Linked DNA regions of Homo sapiens: region 2 is linked to region 1. A link is a loop called in an ENCODE intact Hi-C map of the cell type or tissue named here. Cell type or tissue: dorsolateral prefrontal cortex. All regions are shown on one strand. Links, peaks and the distances in the headings refer to the core of each region. The heading gives the core; the rest is flanking DNA. Region 1 overlaps CPEB2 (cytoplasmic polyadenylation element binding protein 2). Region 2 overlaps C1QTNF7-AS1 (C1QTNF7 antisense RNA 1).

Evidence for each region. A loop is a pair of places that touch in the nucleus more often than their neighbours do. Peaks named below come from ENCODE experiments on the same cell type or tissue, not always from the same donor. Only the 100,000 strongest peaks of a DNase experiment are listed, where the experiment ranks them.
Region 2: it touches region 1 in a loop (6-fold over the local background); 4 of 110 quality-filtered maps call a loop at or near these places.

The regions. Positions count from the first base shown.
Region 1 is chr4:15,037,723-15,048,032 of GRCh38, reverse strand. It overlaps CPEB2 (cytoplasmic polyadenylation element binding protein 2), which reads right to left. Exons shown (of 12, transcript NM_001177382.2): 6 at 7,546-7,569. All of the region lies in intron 2 of C1QTNF7-AS1 (C1QTNF7 antisense RNA 1), which reads left to right. Among named protein-coding and RNA genes, the nearest start is that of CPEB2, 40 kb to the right of the region's middle. In dorsolateral prefrontal cortex, for the core only: CTCF peaks have their summits at 4,369 and 4,594; no DNase peak of the experiment used is centred there; H3K4me3 peaks cover 1,210 bases; H3K27ac peaks cover 5,000 bases.
Region 2 is chr4:15,139,548-15,149,857 of GRCh38, reverse strand. All of the region lies in intron 2 of C1QTNF7-AS1 (C1QTNF7 antisense RNA 1), which reads left to right. Among named protein-coding and RNA genes, the nearest start is that of CPEB2, 140 kb to the right of the region's middle. RefSeq lists enhancers at 1-46, 1-838. In dorsolateral prefrontal cortex, for the core only: CTCF peaks have their summits at 5,191 and 5,394 (motif pointing right); no DNase peak of the experiment used is centred there; H3K4me3 peaks cover 508 bases; H3K27ac peaks cover 3,637 bases.

The DNA.
Region 1 (10,310 bases), core at 2,089-7,088:
TACTGTTAATTGTACTACATAAACAGACAAAAATAGAAATACCATAAAATTATTTCCATAAATGTAGGAAATGCATCTGATAAAACTCAACAGCTATTCATAATTAAAAAAAAAAAAACCACAACTCCCAGAAAACTAGGAGTAGGAGGGAATTTCTTCAATCCAATAAAGAGCATTTAAAAAAAAAAGAGTGAAAGTCTGTAATAATAAATTATCAAATGGTTTCTCTTGAAGGTTTGGAAGGATGTTCACTCTATTTCTACTCAGCATTGTACTACTGGAGGTACAACAAATCAAAGAAGATGAAAAAAATAATTTAAAGTCATGAACACTGGCAAAGAAAAATAAAATTACTTAGTATAGACATAATTGTACATGTAAAATTCGAAGAAATCAAACTAGTAGAAATAATTGTATTTATCTAGGGAAGAAATGCAAATTCAATTTACAAAAACCAAATTATTTCTAAATGCTAGTAATAAACTGGGAAAAATTTTAAATATCATTTCCATACCTCATCCAAACCCACCAAATACTGACAAATAAACTTAACACAAGATATGTAAGACTTTTACACCGAAAATGACAAAAATTTGCTGTGGAAAAATGTTAAAAATATGAAATAAATGAATAAACAGAAGAAACCATGTTAGATGTAAATTCTTTCCAAATTATCCAATCTACAGACTGGATACAATCCATCCAAAATCTCAGCACACTGTCTTCTAGAAATTCACAAGCCAGTTCTAAAATTTATGATAAATCAAAGGCCTACGAACAATCAAGGAGAGCGTACAAAACAAACAAACAAAAAGCCAAAGTTGGAGGATTTACACTACCAAGTTTCAAGACTCACTAGTTAGCTATAGTTATTGAGACTGTAAAACTGATATTAGACAGATAAATGGAACATAATAGAGTCTAGAAATGGGCCTATACATGTACAGTCACTTGATGTTTTTCAAAGGTACCAATACAGTTCAATGTGGAAAAGTAAATCTTTTCAATAAATGGATTTCTAGTTGGAGGGGGAAAAATAAATTTGATCCTTGTATCACACCATACTGAAAAATAAATCCAAGAAGGATCACAGACTTAAATGCAAAAGTTAAAACAACGAAACTAGAATTTCTTCATAACCTTGTGGGTAGTGATAATTTCTTGGGACTAAATGACACTAATGGTGAATGAAAATAATTGGATTTTTATTAAAATTTAGACATTTTTCTGCTTATCAAAGATACTGTTAAAAAGTGGATGGCAAGCAATACGCTACTGGAAAATAGGACAAAATATATAAAGAACTCCCATAAATGAAGAAAAATGACCCAATTAAAAATGAGCAAAAGACTTGTAATGGAACTTTACAGAAGAATACAATGGAATGGGTTAGAAGCACATGAAAAGGTGCTTAGATGTCATCCTTAGTCATCAGGAAACTGCAAATTAGAGCCACAGTGAGGGACTACACACCACCAGAATGGATAAAATTAAAAAGCCAACACTTGGCCAGGCGCGATGGCTCATGCCTGTAATCCCAGCACTTTGGGAGGCTGAGGCAGGCAGATCACCTGAGGTGAGGAGTTTGAGACCAGCCTGGCCAACATCGTGAAACCCCGTCTCTACTAAAAATATAAAAATTAGCCGGGTGTGGTGGCGCATGTCTGTAATCCCAACTACTCAGAAGGCTGAGGCAGAAGAATCGCTTCAACCTAGGAGGTGGAGGTTGCAGTGAGCCGAGATCGGGCCATTGCACTCCAGCCTGCCTGGGCAGCACGAGCAAAACTCCATCTCAAAAAAAAAAGGCCAACACAGTCTCATACTCTACTGGGGTATAAAACTGGAAACTATTTGGCAGTTTCTAATAAAGTTGAACATATACTTGCTCTATGAACTAGTAATTCCACTTTTACTTATACATCCAAGAGAAACGAGTGCTCATGTCCACCCACATACAAAAAGGTACAAAAATATTCATGGAAGGTTTATTCATAACAAGTACCAAATGTATAACTCAAACATCTATCAATAGGAAAATGGATAAACAAATTCATACAATAAAATGTTATTCACCAATAAGAAATAACTGATAAAAACTACTAATTGTAATTTCCTTTCTATACAATTTCCGTACAAAAAGCTAATCATTTCTCTTTTACTTGAGACTGATACTTATAAATATTTAAAAGTAATTACTTATGAAATTATTTTTTTCTTTTAAAAGAAGAGCTGATATGGTTATTCCTAAGGCTCTTACCACAAGAGTTAGATGTGTTTTTTATTTCACCAGATAAATAATCTTAAAGGTAATATTTCCTTGCCGTTAAAATCAGTAAGAGAACCCTAAAGATATTAATTTGCAAACCCTATACTCAAAACAATTTAAAACTACAGTTTTGCATTGTTTAAGGTGGCAGATTTTTTTTGCTTATGGTCTTCTGCTTTTTGATTTTAGAAATTATCACTTGATCTTGACTCCAAACACTTCATTTCTCTGCATTGTTATGAAAGAAACCCAAATCAAAATTATTGACCCTACTACAAGGCAACAAGAATAAACCGTTACACAAAAATGCTACTCCCATGAGTCTAAATTAAAATGTATATACGCTCATATATATATAATATGTATGAATATGTGTATATATACACACATATGTACAGGTATTTATGACAGATATTTATGTACATAAGCACTGATACATACATATGAATGAAAGGCAAATTGAAGTTTTGTAATAGAAAATACAGATAAAACATCTGAGAATTTAGAAGCAGAGAAGATTAATTATAACCCAGGCTGGAGTGAGATTCTAATTAAAGGTTCTTTAAAAGAGAATGATTTACAAAGAATGAGATAGTTATAGACAGAAAAGGATAGAGGAGAAAAAGAAGTAGAGGGAAAAAGCCTTCCTTCGGTAGAAGATATTTGCTTAGCCAAAAGCACAGAGAAATATTCCAAAGGCCATATTAAGGTAAAATACAGAAAACAGGAGATATTCTTAACTATGAGTTCAAGAACCCTACCTACAAATGCAAGTATAATAGCTTACATTAAGTTTGCTACCTAAAATGTATAATTTTAAAGGCAAAATAGTAGTTATAATAAAGATTATAGATGAATGAAGTAATAAGAGAAGGAAGAGCAAAACGAGAATAATGGCTATCCCCTATGGTCTCTGGTCTCCGTGTGTGTGTAGGTGTATGTGCGGCACACATCCATGTATGTTAGAGAAGTTATAGGTGGTTACTAACTCTGACACTGGGCGCTATGCTAATGTTACCAAACATTAATTTAAAAAACTATCAAAACAACAGAAGTATATTTCAGATTGATCTATTTTCAGCATTATCTGTTTAATCAAATACACTCGGGTATGATTCTGCAAATAACTGAGAAAGGCACCATAATGTACACACTAACGGCTTAAAAATGTTTTGCTCCAATAGGTTTGTACCTTTCTCATTAAGGATAAAGAAGATAATTTACTTAAAAAATTTATAATCTATGACCTTATATGTCTTTGTAAATTTTATTTAATTTCTAGATATATATGCTTTAAAATTAGGTTTACTAAAATTTGTTTTCTATAAAAATTCATATTGCTGGGTATAGGTGTAGAGCAGACACTACCAGTCTCTTAAAGGTTAGGAAAGGGAGGTCAGCAAATTTTTTTCTTTAAAGGGTCAGTATTAAATATAATATTTTACATTTTGAAGACCAGACATTTTCTGTTGGAATTACTCAACTGTGCTATCATTGTAGTTTCAAGGCAGCCAGACAAAAGTCAATGAATAAATACTGGCTGCATTTCAATAAAACTTTGTTTACAAAAACAGAAGCCTTGGCCTGCGGGCCATGGTTTCCTGACCCCTGTATTAGTGTTACCCCAGCTTTTTTTTCATGCTTCAGAGATCTTGCCCACTCTCTCACAATTATTGAAGTTATTTATCAAGGATTTCAGCCTTGATTTCATCATAAAAATATCTGGCAGTGATGTTATTAGGGAGTGTACAGTTACCCTGGGTACTTCACAATTGTTCCAAATTGAAAATCCTGGATCAACTTCAAAGCAGTATACTATATTATTAATAATTCCTTATTTATTATAGCACGTAAGTCTGAATGACTATACACTATGAATAAATCAAACTTCTCTAATTAACCTTTCCATCATTTGTCTCCCTTTAAAATTATTTCTCCTATCTTCTCATCCCATATGTAATCTACTAACTCAAGCTCTGGGTTTCCTTGCTTAAAAGGATTGCCTTCCGGGTCTTAGAACCATTAACTAAACTACGTTTTTATTTATATTACTAAAAATATTCTATATATTTTTATTCCTTTTGGAACACAGTAGCCCTTTAATCCTTTATTAAAGGAACTTATTGTGCTATAGAAATAGTTTAAGTTGAAAGGATCGAACTTAAATTACACTTCACGCCTCCCTTCACAACCCTCATCCTACTTCAATCCTGGACAAGTATGTTCACTCTCAGAATGGAATGGAAGAAACAATGAATAAAAAATAAATACAAATGATAAGTAGTTTTCCATATATTAAAGTCAGCTCCCCATATGAACCGTTTTCCTTCCTAATGCTGCCCCCTAGGCAGCTCTAAAGTAGAACTCTTTATGGCTACCAGGGGATAGAGATACACAGTAGTGATAGTAGGTTCCAACTAAAAAGCAGGGACAGAAATCTCTGCTTTTCTTAACTACTACTAGCATAATTACATTTTGATTATTCCTAAAGTATATTTCATAAATTAATATCTGGAGCTAGCTTTATTTAAAGTTCTTATTGACATTATTAAGAAATTCAAGTACATAAAGTCATTTTGGTAGTAACTTGATTTGACTGTAGTCAAGTGAGAAATCTTTTAAATGAAAACAGTTTCGTGCCTGGGCTGAAAGAAGAAAAACAGTTCTTCCTGAACAGGACTACAAAAGTCAAAGTCAGAATGTCCTGTGAAAATAACTGTTCACCCATTATTGCACTGGTAGAAGAGCCATGACTTATTTTTAGCAAAAATTATATCAACTCAGTGTGACACATCCGACATGAACAGAAGATAAGCAACTCATTTTTCACAAAATAATTACTAAATAAATGCAGTTTCTTTGATGGATCAAATCTAACACATGAGGCTATATAAAAGGGGGTGTTTGGTGGTTAAAAGGTTATCAGTCTGAGGTTTATTATACCTAGCATGGAATAGGAAAAAACAGTAAAAAATAGGAAGAAAACCAGGTGACTAGCCATTTCTGAGTCATTCCTTTGGTATGCAGGTTTTAAAAAAATTGCATTACTTACCGTTTCAGTGTACTTTAAAATTCAGATAAAATCTCTCAGTAGTTATTTCTAATGAGTGTGCCTTTCACGTGACTCTCACAATCAAAATTTTAAAAGTAGACTGCTAGTGTTCATAATTTACTAAGGCCATATAATTTGAGATGAAAATTCAGGCATTCACTCCCCCTTATGCTAAGCCAAATATGTATGCCAACCATCAGTTCTGTCGTAATGGAAGCTTTTATCAGAAGCCTTAAAACCATGTGAGAGTCTTCCTTCTTCCAATGCAGGAAGGCAGTTCTGAAGCCGAATAAGTCTTTATGGCTTACGGGGGATAGAGATATATAGGAATGATAGCTGGTTCCTATATAAAAGCAGGGAAAAAAATTTTGTTTTTTCTTAATATAATCATAATCTACAATTATTGAACTGAGATGAAGACAAATAATAACATTACTTCCTAATACCTTGTTCCTAAGAACTTCTTAGGTCATGATATTTACATGAGAGCATACGAAATTAGACTAAATGTAAGTCACAACAGGTAAAAGATGAAAAATGTTTAACAAGGCAAGAATTCTGAATTGCTCTATAGTTTCAAAATGCCTAAAAATCACAGACTGGTAAGTGGGTTGTGTTTCAGAGAACTGAAGCTCCATTACTAAAATTGCATAGTGAAATAAGCTAGTCCATAGATTTGAAAATAGGTACTAAACTTCTAAACTGCTCCCCCCTTCTCAGCTTGCTAAGTTTTTAGAAAAGTTGTTCAGCTTCAATTTTTTAAGTCTTGAGTGTCTGTCTCCTCTAAGTTTTTAGTTAGAAAACTGAAGAACCAAAAGATTCAGTCAAGCATTTGAAAAAACCATATTAAAAAATTAAGTTAAATTCAGATAATCTGAAATATAAAATTGGGACCACTTAAGAATATAAAATACTAGTTTTGGTTGTCAGTCGTGGCAAATGGTTTTGCTTGTTTGTTGTTTAAAAAGTACACACATTCATGACTAGTTGAAAAGAAATGGAAGCACTGGCACATGTCTATAGGTGGCTCATGCCTGTAATCCCAGCACTTTGGGAGGCCGAGGTGGGCAGATCACCTGAGGTCAGGAATTCAAGACCAGACGGGCCAACATGGAGAAACTCCATCTCTACTAAAAATAAAAAATTTAGCTGGGTGTGGTGGCACATGCCTGTAATCCCAGCTACTTGGGAGGATGAGGTAGGAGAATTGCTTGAATCCGGGAAGCAGAGGTTGTGGTGAGCCGAGATCGCGCCACTGCACTCCAGCCTGGGCAACAAGAGCGAAACTCCGTCTCAAAAAAAAAAAAAAGTGATCAAAGGGCACTATTATTCCTGTCTATCCTCTATGGCTTAAGGGAGATTTTTAGAGGTCAAAGAAAACTCTTTTTATTCGGTGTGGCACTTGGAATAAGCCTAACAATATAAACATCATGATTATTGCTCATTTAAAGAACAATCTAGTAGCATACTTTTGCTTCCTCTCATCCCATCTACTAGTCTGCACATGGAAAAGGGAGAAGCAAAGTTTTAGCCACAGAAAACATCAGCTACTTTCCTAGGAAGTTCAATAATAGTCTTGCATCACATAGTCCTCTTTCCTTAGGATACCACACAAGAACTCTGTGGGGAATACTTTTGTGGGGGAGGGAAAGGAAAAAGGAAAGGGGAGAAGGTATGTGTTTGTGTGTGTGTGTGAGAGACAGAAAGGGAAAGAAGGGGTTATATTCTTAGAAAACAGAGAAATATAAGCAACATGATTTCTATAAATCACTGTTAAAAATAATCTATTTGGTGTGTGTTATTTTCAACTGGGTCAACATAAAACTAACAATCTAGAGCTGTAAATTATACATCATAAATATGACAGTTACACATTTAGAGAGCAGAAAAATCATACTTCATGCTAACTTCACTAATATTAAACATATTTAAGCAGACAAACCATAAACAGCAGCTTTATTTTAAGAGATACAGAAGTAACTTTAAAAACTAGAGTTAAATCTCAGCAGTTTAAAAGGGGAAAATTTATTAAATAACCACAATTAGTATAAAAATACAGTTCAAAGGTTAGGAGATTTAAAATTAAAAACTTCGACAAGTGCTCAAATCAAAATACAATTGTGTGAGTTTTCAGATATTGCATGAAAAATCTAGAGTAATTAATTACAACATTGATCAGTAAACCCCATTAGAAACAATTATACCATAGCAAACAGAAATGAATTACCTCGTCTTCGCCCATAACTCCTTGCTGCATGTAAACAAAGCACAAATTGTAAAATGTCAGAACTAAAAATAAGCCCACATATACAAATATTTCTGATACGAAAAGCTATGTGGGCATCTGAAAATTAGTGCTACTTTGTTTTAAGAGCAATGACAATGTCACCATATAAGATTTAAATGTTTTACCATTCTACAAAGGACTTTTATTTATAGGTAAATATATATCATCTGAATCATATAAAACTCTGAAATTAACAAGAAACACACATTTCATTATCATTTGTGTTAAAATTCACAAGTATTTGTTTCAGCTAATGAAGACAGAAATATACAACACTTTGCGGTAAATAGCATCCCAAATAATTTTCCCAATGAATGGAAACAACTTGAACTAAATGCTTATTTTTTCTACTTATTATAAAGAATGGTATGGCATATATAGTCCAATAAATAGCTGTTCAGATCCAATCTACATTATACCAAGTCCTGCATGGAAGTAGTGCTAGAAGACACAGATGACTGAGAAGATATACCACCATTAAACTGATACTCTGAAGCCTGTACAGATTAGACAGGATTTAAGAAATCAATGTTAAACTTGTTTAGAGAAATTACTATAGCTAATAATGCTTTCTATCACTTTAATATATGTTATAACAGCTATCTACTAATTGTTTATGTGTCTACCTATGAGGTAAGAGGGATTCAGATACAAATTACTATTAACAAAATCATGGAATAGTACATATGTTAAATACCATAAAAGTATATAGGCATTTCTATCTATGTTACTTGCAGTGACATAATTCCTATGGAAAAAAAAAAGACTGTAATTTCTTTTTCATAAGAAACTACTAGTTTGATAAAATCCACAAATTGTTTTAAAAGAACTCCTCCCCACAAATTTGAATACACAATGAGTATTTTTACCCTGAAATTAATATATGAAGTCAAGGCAGTAAACAAACAAAGACTGTTAAAATTAAGATCTTATTTTAAATTCACAGATTTTTTTAGGCCTGGAAAAAATTCAATATTGAATAAATCTTAAGTAAAAATATGTGCTGAAAGTTGCCAGAAATGTCTACCTAAAAATATAAAACTTAAAGATCAAAAGAAAACATTTCACATTATGAAATATACTTTTATTTTATGCTAATGCTTTACTACAAGGAAGTGTGTCTGTAACACACTAGTTCCTCTAATATAAAGTGGGAAAAACAAACTTGTCAACTCTCAGTCATTTAAATTCTAAGAAAAAAGTCAATCACTATAAGGCTTATATCAGACCCTTTCATATAAAATAACTTCATTTGCATCGCTGCCATTGTAGTGTCTTTATTTAGCTTGTAATCTGTTGCACACTTAACCTATCCTTGAGCTCCAATGACCCCAAAGTCTGGCAGATCTATTTTATAGCTTACCTGACCTATATATTATTTCTCCTCTCCTCAGATAGGAGTGAAAGTAGCACTTAGTATTTTGTTGTCTAGGTCTTCTAAACATAAAAGTTTTTAAAAAGCTCTAAGTGATGGGAGATCAACTGAAAAATCAGACTGATGCAATAAATTTTAATAGAGTGATCAAGAATAGACTATGGAGCTACACACGGGTGGTCATGCCTGTAATCCCAGCACTTTGGGAAGCTGAGGCGGGTGGATCACCTGAGTCCAGGAGTTGGAGACCAGCCTGACCAATATGGTGAAACCTCGTCTCTACTAAAAATACAAAAATTAGCCGGGCGTGGTGGCAGGCACCTGTAGTCCCAGCTACTCATGAGGCTGAGACAGGAGAGTTGCTTGAACCCTGGAGGCAGAGGTTGCAGGTAGATGAGATAGCGCCACTGCAATCCAGCCTGGGAGACAGAACGAGACTCCGTCTCAAAGAAAAAAAAAAAAAAAAAGAATAGACTACAGAAGAGTGAATAGTTGTATTAAGCCTAGAAATGGTCAACAGTCCCCAAAACACTTCACAGGATGTGAAGGGCTTCCTGCTTATCCCTGGGCATAGCCTAATGGTATTAATCCAGTATAAATTTGCTCTGGAAAATTTCATTCATAGGTGTAGAGAATTGAACATTTACAAAGCAAATAAAAATATTTTCATCAAGTTTAAAGTCAAATGATAAATTATGATGTCATAATGTCACAATTATTGACCTATTGAGAAAATTAATGATATCATAGCCAGTTTATGTTCTTAGCTGAGGCTACTCAATACTAAAATGGTAAAAATATGTATAAATTTCATAGCATCTTAAGTTTTCATTCCTTGGCTTGAATATAATCACTTAGAAAATTTCTCCAACTATCTCATACCTGAGGAATTTTAGAATCCTGTAAAGAGCTATTCTACTTATTTTTTGGGCAACTCTCAGATTCCAAGTATCTACATTACCAAAAATAGAACTGACTACAGATGAAGCTAAACCATGTGAAATATTTCCTATTCCCTGTTATGGAAATAACTAATCTGCCACCATCACACTAAACAATGGTGTGTGTATTCACTTTCCTACCAATATTTCTATGTGAATTTCTGGAGTATGTTCCATTATAACTCTTAATCAGAATTATGAGAAATACCTACCTATTAAGAAAAAAACTAAGTGACTTATGTTTTTAAAAAGACTTTTAATAACAATATGTCCTTCAAACTCATTTAGAAAATGATTTTTAAAAGGAAAAACTTGTATAAAAATGAAGAACACTTATGAAGTGTTGTAAAAACAACATGAGGAGCTATTTAACATACCTGTTGATGTGT
Region 2 (10,310 bases), core at 3,410-8,409, 100 kb before region 1:
GGTATGGTGGGCTGTTTGCCAAAGCTTGGCCTGCCAAATAGTGCTGGTAAAGGAGGGACTGTTGTCACTGGGTTTTTGGCCATGAATTTGCATCCTAGCAGGAGGCAGGAGGCAGCAGCCTAGGAAGGCCTGGTCTTATTTTTATCGTGTAAGAATGAGGTACCCTTTGGTAGAGTTTGTGAGAATCTGTTTCACTTCCAGAGCTACGCATGCTGAGTAATAATGATTGCTGACTTTTTTGAGCACTTGGTGTATGACAGCCTCTCTACCAAGCTTTCAAAGCATTCTTTCATTCAGTCCTTACCAGCTTGTGAACTAGGTTCTCTTCTTATTTCTGTTTAACCCACGAGGGAACTGACTTTCAGAGCGGTTAAGTCAGTTGTGTGAGGTCACGCAGCAGAAGGTGGCAGAGCAGGCAGTCTGATGCGGGGGCACAATCTCTCGATGGGTACACCTTGCAGAGGGCTGTAGGAGTTACTGGGGGCGTGTGCAGCAGGGAGTCTCACACGCAGTGGGTGTACAAGAAATAGCCTCCATCCCTTTTATCACTATTATTTATTCCTTCTAAACAAACAAACAGCAACCATTCAACATGGCGATGTGATTTTGAAGGGATGATTTTGGTCCTGCTTGAGGACATGTCTTGTGTCTTGACTCCACATCACTAGGACATGGGCAGTCTGCACACAGAGACCTCAGGAATGTGACACCCCGGCCCCCTACTTCTATTGCTTTCAGACTGTCTTGGGTTGACCTTCTTTAGTAGCAGGATGACCTTCACTCTCCATATCTTTATTTCATGGTTCAGGACTCAAATGTGTAGGTTGTAGAAATTTTACAAATTCCAGACAGGCTTACCACATTTAAAATACCACTGACAAGTGTGTAATGCCTACCTTTTTAACTCCATGTAGGTCAGCTACATAGTACTCTCAGGGAGTAAGAACTTTCCTAAAGCAACTCGGAACTGGGCCATTTTGCTTACTTGCTGGCGGCCTGATAATACCAGGGCTTCTCGGTGTTGCTAAGAGTTTCCAAGGAGAGAGATTTGCTTCTCTCCCATTTTCCCCTTCCAGGGCACCAGAATGAGCTCGCTGCTGGAGCCTAGGGCACGTTCTTCACTTGGTCACCATCAAAATAAAATTACCAAGCACGCAGGTACTGACGAAGCCTGTCACTACACAAAATTAATCATTTTAAAAAGTAAATGACCCAGTTTCCTGTGGTGTGTGTTTTTGGGGCCCAGGGAGTGCCCTTCCCCCCTCAAGTGAATTGGAGATGCCTCAGATGATGTCAGCTCACTCTGCAAGCGACAGAGAGATGGGTTGGCAAGATCTGCAGCATGAGCCTGGGATCCGGCTGCCATTTGGGCTGCTGTCGGCATCACTGTGGAGACCATTAATCTTCAACTTACGACGACTGAGCCTTCTCGGGGCATTGAGTTTTCTTGTTCTGTTTTGTTCAGCGTGGCATTCAAGATTCCTTCACAGAAATCTGTGTCGGGGCAGGAAAATGCTATGTGAATTATGTCCTTGTGAAGTCACCATCTGGCCAATATTCATCTTGCTTAGTGAAATATCAAGGACATCCTTCGGCACAGATGCTGCGGGGCAAGAACATAGCACACAAGTGACTGCAGTCATAAACCAACACGCAATCAAGTGTAATTAATGCACCTGGTGCCCACTTCAGAGTTCCAGTCCCACAGTCGCACACTGGTTGGCTTTTCCTTTTTCATATGTGGCTTTTTGTTGTTGTCAGGTTTTTTTTTTTTTCTTCCCTTTTGGGGTGGGGATAGATGTTTGCAGTTTGAATCGGCCCTGGGATCTTCAGCAGTAAATAAGTCACCATCATGGAGCTGGTGAAAATGGGAGTGTTTGTGTGCATTCAAGAAGCTGCATCACATGCAAACCGTACAATACTGAGCAGCATTCTGTGCCTTGAAAAGGCCATTGTCCCGTGCGTCTGGAATCCGTTCTCCTGTTGACACTCACTGGCTTTTGAAGGCCAGGTCCAGATACTGGCCTCCAAGTGCTTTTGTGCCAGATGGAAGAAGGGAAGGGATCCAAAACTTGGAAAAATAAAAGATAAAAACACAAAACAGTCCCCCATGACTTCTCTATCAGCAGGATTTCATAGCCTCCTTCCCCCTTTTCCACACTGGTCTTGACCTGGTGGTGTTTTAAAGTGGTGATGGGAGAGGAAGAGCAGCATTTTGCCTCACTGGAACTGAAATTCTGGAAGCTGTGAATCCTTTCTTTGGATGGAGACCTGGGGGTTAACTAGTGGGGCAAAGGTGGGGAGCAGAAGTTGCAGAAGAGAAACAGTGATATGAGGGCTCCTTATAACCCAAGAGCCATGTAAGTAAGGCATGGGGATATGGGAGGCAGGGGGGCCTTTACCTGGGGTTCAGGGACACATAAGGAAAGTGACCTGGGCTCACTTGCAGTGTTTCTGCTGTGCACAGAGGAGAGGAGGGATGCTCCTACAGTGACCTTGCTGTGGGCAGTGCAGCCTGGGTGCATATGGCGGCTGCGAGCTCATCCTCCTGTGTCACTTCTACACGGAAATAGCAAAATTGCCGTTAGCAATTAAAGGTTTCAAAGGCCCCTGAGTGTCATTAGGGGCTTGTCAATGGCTTTCTCTGAGCTGCAGGATGAATGGCTCCCAATTGTCTCCTATCAAATTAAAGCTCCTTATCATAGGCTGTAGCATCCTCTGCTAATTGGTGCCTGCTTCCCTAATTCATCTTTCATTCTGAAGCACCTTGTCCCATCATCTGAGAGCCATCTTCCAAGTCTTCTAATTGCCAGCTCTCTTCAAATCAATTCCATTCAACAGATGTGCACTGGATTTCAACTCAGAGCCAGGCCCTGATAGAAGGGGAGGCAGTTAGGTATATGAATCGGAGGGCATAGGCATTATACTATAGAAAGCCTTTTGTAGTGTCTGAAAGAGGAGGCAATAATTTGAGTCTTGGTCCAAACTTAGGAGCTGAATAATCTTGCTTAAACTCTCCAAGCCTCTGTTCAGGAAGCTTGGGGGTAAATGGGGATAATAATGCAGAGTTGCTGTAAGAATTGAATGAGATTTTATCTATCTATTTATATTTGGCATACATATTTCACAAATGTATATTTCAGATATATACCAATACTGTATATATGAAGCCCCAAAGAACCCATCATTATTTTTACTGGAATGCAGATACGGTCATGAGGGAGGAGTAGTCATCTCTGCCTACAAAGGTCTGCAAAGGTTTTGTGGAGGAGAAGAGACTTGCGGCAAGCTTTTCTTTTTCCTGTAGACATAAGCAGAAAGGGCAGTTCAAGCGCAGGTAACAACACAGGAAATCAGGGAGACAGGAAACAGCCAGGGATGTTTCAGAAAGGGCAAGTACACCGAGAGCCCTGGTTTCCACGGGGGCAGGGAGGGGTGCCAATGGTGCAAGATGGTCTGTATGCTGGAATTCCATTTTTTCTTTCATCAATTTAGGAAAACCCTACTCATGTCTTAAAATCAAAGGTTTCCTCTTATAAAAAGCCTCTCTGAATCAACATATGCCCAGCTAATCAACCCATACCTGTTACTGTCTACTATAATTGTGAGTTGTAGTAGGAGAAAGTTGATCTGATGAATGATGATACCAGGATGTCCCTGACATAACATGGGACAAAGGGAGGAGCATTTAACTCTCTGTCGCTGGTAACAGTCTTTAGGAACACGTCACAGATTGGCAGTATCTGAGCTGGATTTCGAAGGAAAAATTGGATGCATTAGGCCATTGTGACTTGGATTCCCAGCCATCACCAGGGAGAATGTCAATATTGAAGCCTGTTGAGTATGAAGAAGATAAAGTCTCCCAAATAAACCAGGATCGCCGTGTCTTTTGTTCCTCTAGGTTGGGCTGCCGGCCGCTGGTTAGGGCAATGAGCCAGGTGTCCCTTGGCACGTTGACATTTTAAGAGCTCTGGCACCAGTGGCAAGTGTGGGTTAATTTGATATTTACTAAGATTCACTTGCTTCACAAACATCGAGCTCCAGCCATTGGTGAGGGGACTATGCACTGTTGACAGCTGTCATCATTTTACTGACTCAGACACCTTTTGTTGCTGTCAGAAAACAAACACCAACCTTCTGACTGCCTTTAGGAGCCTGGGACTCTCATAAAACAGCACTATCTGGGATGTTTTTCTCTGGGAAACCAGAAGCAGGTTCCTTGAGTCCAGACCACACCAGCAAAGAGAACAAAAAAGCAATCACTGTCATTATCACCATCATTGTTGTGATCATCATCAATAACATCATCATCATCACGGCACTCTCTGTCTTCTAAGAGCCTCTATAAGATGGCTAAGAACCATCTTCCATTTGGTCCTATCTAACTTTAAACGTGCCAAGTAAGGACATCCTCCTTCTCAAGAAGACAGTTTTCTGCTCCTGCAATTTATATTTTAATCTTATTACAACCTATCTTTTTGTTTTTCATTGTTTTCACTTTTTACGTTTCCACCACATAGGCCTATTTAAACCCCTAAATCTTAATCTGAATGAACCCTTACTTTGTTGGGATTTATGTGTTTTGAATATGTGTAGTCTATAATTATGCCTTCTTCCCCCGAACACATTTTTAGGTCTTACTTTTCTTTGTTAAAGTCAACCCCTCTATTCTTTCATTTTATTTCCAGTGTTTCTGCTCCTTTTAGAACGTGAATTTTGTTAGAAGGGTTATTGCTTCCCTGCCGCTAAGGGTGGATTAGGCCATCTGTCATGACGATCCTTACCTGACGAAGAGAATGTTAACAACTACTACTTAGGATGGGCTTGGTACTAGCCTGGCACTGGGTACGATTTCGGACTCAAATTTATTGTTTCACTGATTATTACAATGGCCCTGAAGGTTTCGGGTTATTATTGTTCCCAACCTACAGGTATGGGGATTAGGCTCGGGGTGGTGGGGGGTGTTGAATAACATGTTGAAGGTCAGAGAGTTGGTGAATGACAGAATCTGCCTGCCTCTGATCCAAAGTCCAACGTCCCACACAATCTTTCACTTTGAGCTTCCATTGACGTTAGTTTTTATATCTCCTTCTTTAAAAATTACATTAAATATAGAAAATAAGATCTGGGAGTCAGAAAATACTGGACACCCTACAATTTTCCTCACCCTTTCTTTAGGGCTCCCAGCAGGGGTGAAATTCCATGTCCTTGGTTAAATCTGTTTGAATTCATTTTTAGGAGTTATAATTTGACAAGAAGCTCTAACAACACACTCCACTGGCAGTCAGGACTGCAGCAGCCTTGCCTGTCTGCTACGATCTTACTTTGTTCCTCTCCGTTTTCCTAGCATGGTTTGTCCTTTATAAACCAGCCTCATCTGGGAATAGTGTGCCTTTGTTAATTACCTTTGCAGAGCCAGCAGATGGTGCAGAAAGCACTGCATTGTCGGAGGACCTAAGCCAAAAAAGAGAAGAGGGAGAGAGGGTGGCATCTGTTTATTTGTTTAATTTCTTCAAGAGGAAATGGTGGGTATAAAAATAAAACTAGTCATCACTAAGCATCTCGAAGTGAGGAACACTTCTACCGTCATATAACAATGGTTTAAAAGAAAATTCTATTTCAGGCCCCAAAGCTTTGGACATTTGAAGAAGTATTTGAAACCTGGAACTGGCCATGCCGGCTCAGTGAGGGTCCACTGGCCAATCCTGAACATTGGCCAAGTTTACCTGTCAGATGCTGTGCCCCAGACCTAGGCGTGGAAAACCAGCCAGCAAAGCAGGTTCCCCGTAGAAGCCCCCACCATCACCTTCTTTCCCATTTAACCAAAGACCAGGTTAGCTTCTAATTAACAGGGTTTAATAGCCTCTCTTTCTACAGTTTTGGTGGTAGGTGTCCCGTGTGTAATCTATACCACTGTCCTTGGAATCAGAGCATATTCCAGATGAAAGGGCCCTTAAAACCATTGCAGTCAAACCCCCTCATTTCAGAGAGTGGGACATCGGTACCCAGAGCAGAGAAAGGCTTTACTCAAGTCACCAAGCCTATTAGTGGCAGAGCCAGAATTAGAAGTGAAGTTCCCCTATCTCTCAGCTTGCCACCTCTCCCCTACTCTGCCAGGTAAACAGAAGAGGGAGAGGCAGGGGGAGTTTGGGGAGATTCCAGATGGCTCCATGAGCAAAGTCTTAGAAAAACTACCTGCTGCAGAAAGGAACTAAATGATCAAACCACAGAGGTAGCAGGCACACGACTTGAGAAATAAGAAATAGTCCAGAGTAACTAGAATACTGGGTGTCAGAGACAGTGCAAGAAACGTTGTGGGGACTTGATTGTGAAGGGCCTTGTCATCAAGAAAATGCAGCACCAAAGATGTAAGTAGGAAACAATTATGTCTGGGCCTGTGCCCAAGATGGTGGTGATGTGAGGATGGGTTGATGAGGGAGATTAGGAGGGGGAGGTCACCCAGGAGTTAGATGAGAAGTGTCCAAGTCAATCTGGTGGTGGTGGAAATAGAGAGGTTTCATTTCCCTTCACTCCACAGGAATGTCTCTGTTCAAGGTCACTAATGACCTTGACCTTGCCAGATCCAATGGCCGCTTCTCTGACCTCACATTTCTTGATATAATCAACCACTATCTTCTCCAGATACTTCATAAGGCAGGCGGGGGTCGAGGTGGGGGTAGAGAGTTATGCTTAAAAATAAGAAATGGAAATCTCCTTGGAGGAAGGAAGACAACATCCTTCAGGATCCAGCCCCTCCCTAGCAAGGAGCTCCCACTGGGTCAAACTACATAGGGAGCAGCCCCAATCCAGGACAAGTAGGGCAAAAGAGAAGTCCTATATTTGGGTTCAAACACTGAATTGAAAATATAGCACTTAGAACATATGTGACCTGTTCTAGCTACAGGCATGCTTTTCATCATCAATAGGTAAAAGTCAAAATACCTTAGCAAGCAGATAAACCTCTATGACTTCTTTCTACTTTCCATTCTTAACTCCATCGTTATCTTTCTTCTGAATAAACTGAGTTTGCAACAAACCAATGATTTAGAAAGCTAACAAAATGTTATACAATCTCACAGAAGTTTAAGTTCCAGATCAAGGGAAGTGATAGGCCTGCATTCTTCTGCATTGATTTGATCATATCTGGAGTTCATTCTCTGCCCAGTTCTGGCCTTACATTTGCAAAGAGACAATTACAAGATGGAGAAATAACCCAGCATGGGAAGCGCATCAACAAATCTAAATGTGTGCCTGTGAGGCCTAGATACATTTTGCTCAGTGAAATCTTTATGCACCCTCAATAACTGTTTTCCAGTGTTTGAAGGACTATATGTTGACAATAAAGCAGGTTGATTTTAGAAGAAAAACTTCTAGTCAATAGGTAAATCATCCATGAAGTTGAATTTAGCTTCATGTAAATACTAATCTTCAAAGGGATTGACTGCTGAGAGGGACAGCTGCTTTCTGTACCTGGGAGTGTCCATGCATATGCCTCATGGCCACTTGCAGAGAAAAGAGAGCTGTGGGTCCTGTTAATGGAAGAGTCTAAATTATTTAAAATGTAGCCTTCTCTTAGTGACCATCAACAGATCCCAGAATTTCTTTTTTCTTTTTTTTTTTTTTTTTGAGACGGAGTCCTGCATGTTTCCCAGGCTGGAGTGCAGTGGTGTGATCTTGGCTCACTACAAGCTCCGCCTCCCGGGTTCACGCCATTCTCCTGCCTCAGCCTCCCGAGTAGCTGGGACTACAGGTGCCCGCCGCCACGCCCAGCTAATTTTTCGTATTTTTAGTAGACACAGTGTTTCACTGTGTCAGCCAGGATGGTCTCGATCTCCTGACCTCGTGATCTGCCTGCCTCGGCCTCCCAAAGAGCTGGGATTACAGGTTTGAGCCACCGGCCCCACAGGTCCCAGAATTTCTTAGAGATGTCCAGTAGGCTGAAAAGAACTGGGGTTGTCAGGAGTCGGGAAATGAGAGAGAGAACAGTAAGAGGAATATGAGTTTAACATGAGATAGAACTCTAGAATCTGTTAAAGTGGTTCCCCAGAACTTCAGTTTCCTCTTTCTTGCCCAATGATACACTCTTCCCACCCTTTATTTTCCGCACTTTCAAAATACTTCTTCAAGAAAGGATAATGTTAATTCATGCTAACACGTAAATGGCTTCTTAGAATCCACAATCTTCTCTTCCCAGAGTCATTTTGCCTACTTCTAAGGGATAAAATCTAAAGCTAATAAATAGACTGTATTAGGCAGTTGTATGGAGAAATGAAGAAATTCGCAGTTAGGATTTGGGTTACAGCTGCCAAGTATTGATTGCAAGTAACAGAAATTACTTCCAACTAACTTGAACACAAAATGAATCTGTTTGAAGAACACAGGTAACATGGTTTGGATCTTTGTCTCCTCAAAATCTCCTGTTGACGTGTTCCCCGTGTTGGAGGTGAGGTTTGGTGGGAGGAGACTGTACCCTGGGAACGAATCCCTCATGAATGGTTTAGCGCCATCCCCTTGGTGATAAGTGAGTACTCGCTCAGTTAGTTCTGGTTGTTTAAAACAGTCTTGGACCTCGCTCTTATCTCTCTTTTACTCCTGCTCTCACCATGTGACATGCCCACTGCGCCTTCAACTTCCACCATGATGGTAAGCTCCCTGAGCAGATGCCAGCACCGTGCATCTTGTAAAGCCTGCAGAACCAAGAGCCAAATAAACCTCTGTTCTTTATAAATTACGCAGCCTCAGATGTTTCTTTATAGCAATGCAAAAATGGCCAAACACAACAGGGGAATCCCACAGAAGTAAGGAATCAACAACTAAGATTCAGGAAAGACATGAGCCGTGTGGCTCTGGGGGCCTTGGCAGTAAGGATAGGTGAATCTTCTCTCCTGCAACTGCGACCACAGTACACAGCTCTACCGTCCATTTTGGCCACATCTGTGTGCCTCAATATTCAAATTCCCAAGAGACAAAAATGGCCAATCTTGGGTCATGTGATCCCTTAGAAGCTAGGAGAGAAGGATCTGTTGCCAGATGCAGACAGACAATCAGATATAGGAAAAGGCATAAATGCAGGACTGAGGACATCTGAGTAGCCTGAAATCACATCGCATAAATAGTCTTGAGTGACCTCACATCACCACCATGCTCACAGACACCTGGGTGGCTCCCAGTTGCTAACAGGTGAAGTCCAAGTTCTATAGCAAGGTATCTGCAGTCTATGTGCCCTTGCCCTGGACCACTTTGCTGATCTGGTGACTGCAGTGTGTCCCTCTGAGTGACACTCCAGCTGCTGTGGACCTGTCAGTGACCGTAGTGCTCTTGTTCTCTGTAGTATCATTCCCAACCTTGCTGATTTCCTGTTCACCCTCACAGACAATAGGGCCAAGGTAACTGGCCTCATCCACAAAGCCTCTGTCCTATCTCTAGTATTTTTACTGACTTCAATTTTTTTTGAGGTTTATAGTTTTATTGAGCTTGTTTCCTGTAAGCACGTCAAATCTTTGGTGGAATGAGGCAGGATATAAACAAGTCCCACTTTTTAGAGATGGGGCAGAAGTTACAGTGGATTTGAAGAACCGCGTTTCCTTTCTCTTCTCTCCATTTCCAGGTAGCCTTGCAATGCCTTGCACATAAGAGGTACACGGTGCGTATCTATTTGATAACCTACTGAGGATTGCAGACTTTTAGTCCACACAACCAGCAACCAAAGCCAGATCCAGCTTGTGAAGCCAGAGGCTTGTATAGCTTGGGAGGTTCTCTGGGATAAAAAGTACTAAGATATTGCACTTTTGCAATTTCTGCAAAAACAGATGACATGAGGAATATCTTTTAAGGGGACCATGCAAGAGAGTAGCCTGAGGCAGATGTTTCTTACCTTCAGCAAAAATCCTCTTCTGCACATGACCAGCTAGGCCTCCAGGTCAGTGGTATTCATATCATTTCACAGAAGAGAAATAGATGAAGAGAAGATTTAACCTTCACCTAGTCCTTACCATGTGCCATTTAATCCACACAACACTGTGAAGGAGGATGTATTAGTTCCTCATAGCTGCCATAACAAGTGATCACAGACATGCTGGCTTAAAGCTACAGAAATGTATTCTCTCACAATTCTGGAGATCAGGAATTCAAAATCAAGGTGTTGATGGGGACATTCGCCCTATGGGAGGCTCTAGGGAGAATCTGTTTACCCTCAGTCTCCTTTACTCATTTACTTGACTTGCCAGAACTGTCAAAGTAATGAAGTTTAGATCCTCTGCATAAACAGATGGTGGCAGAACTGAATTAAAGGTCTTGTACAACTTCAAGAC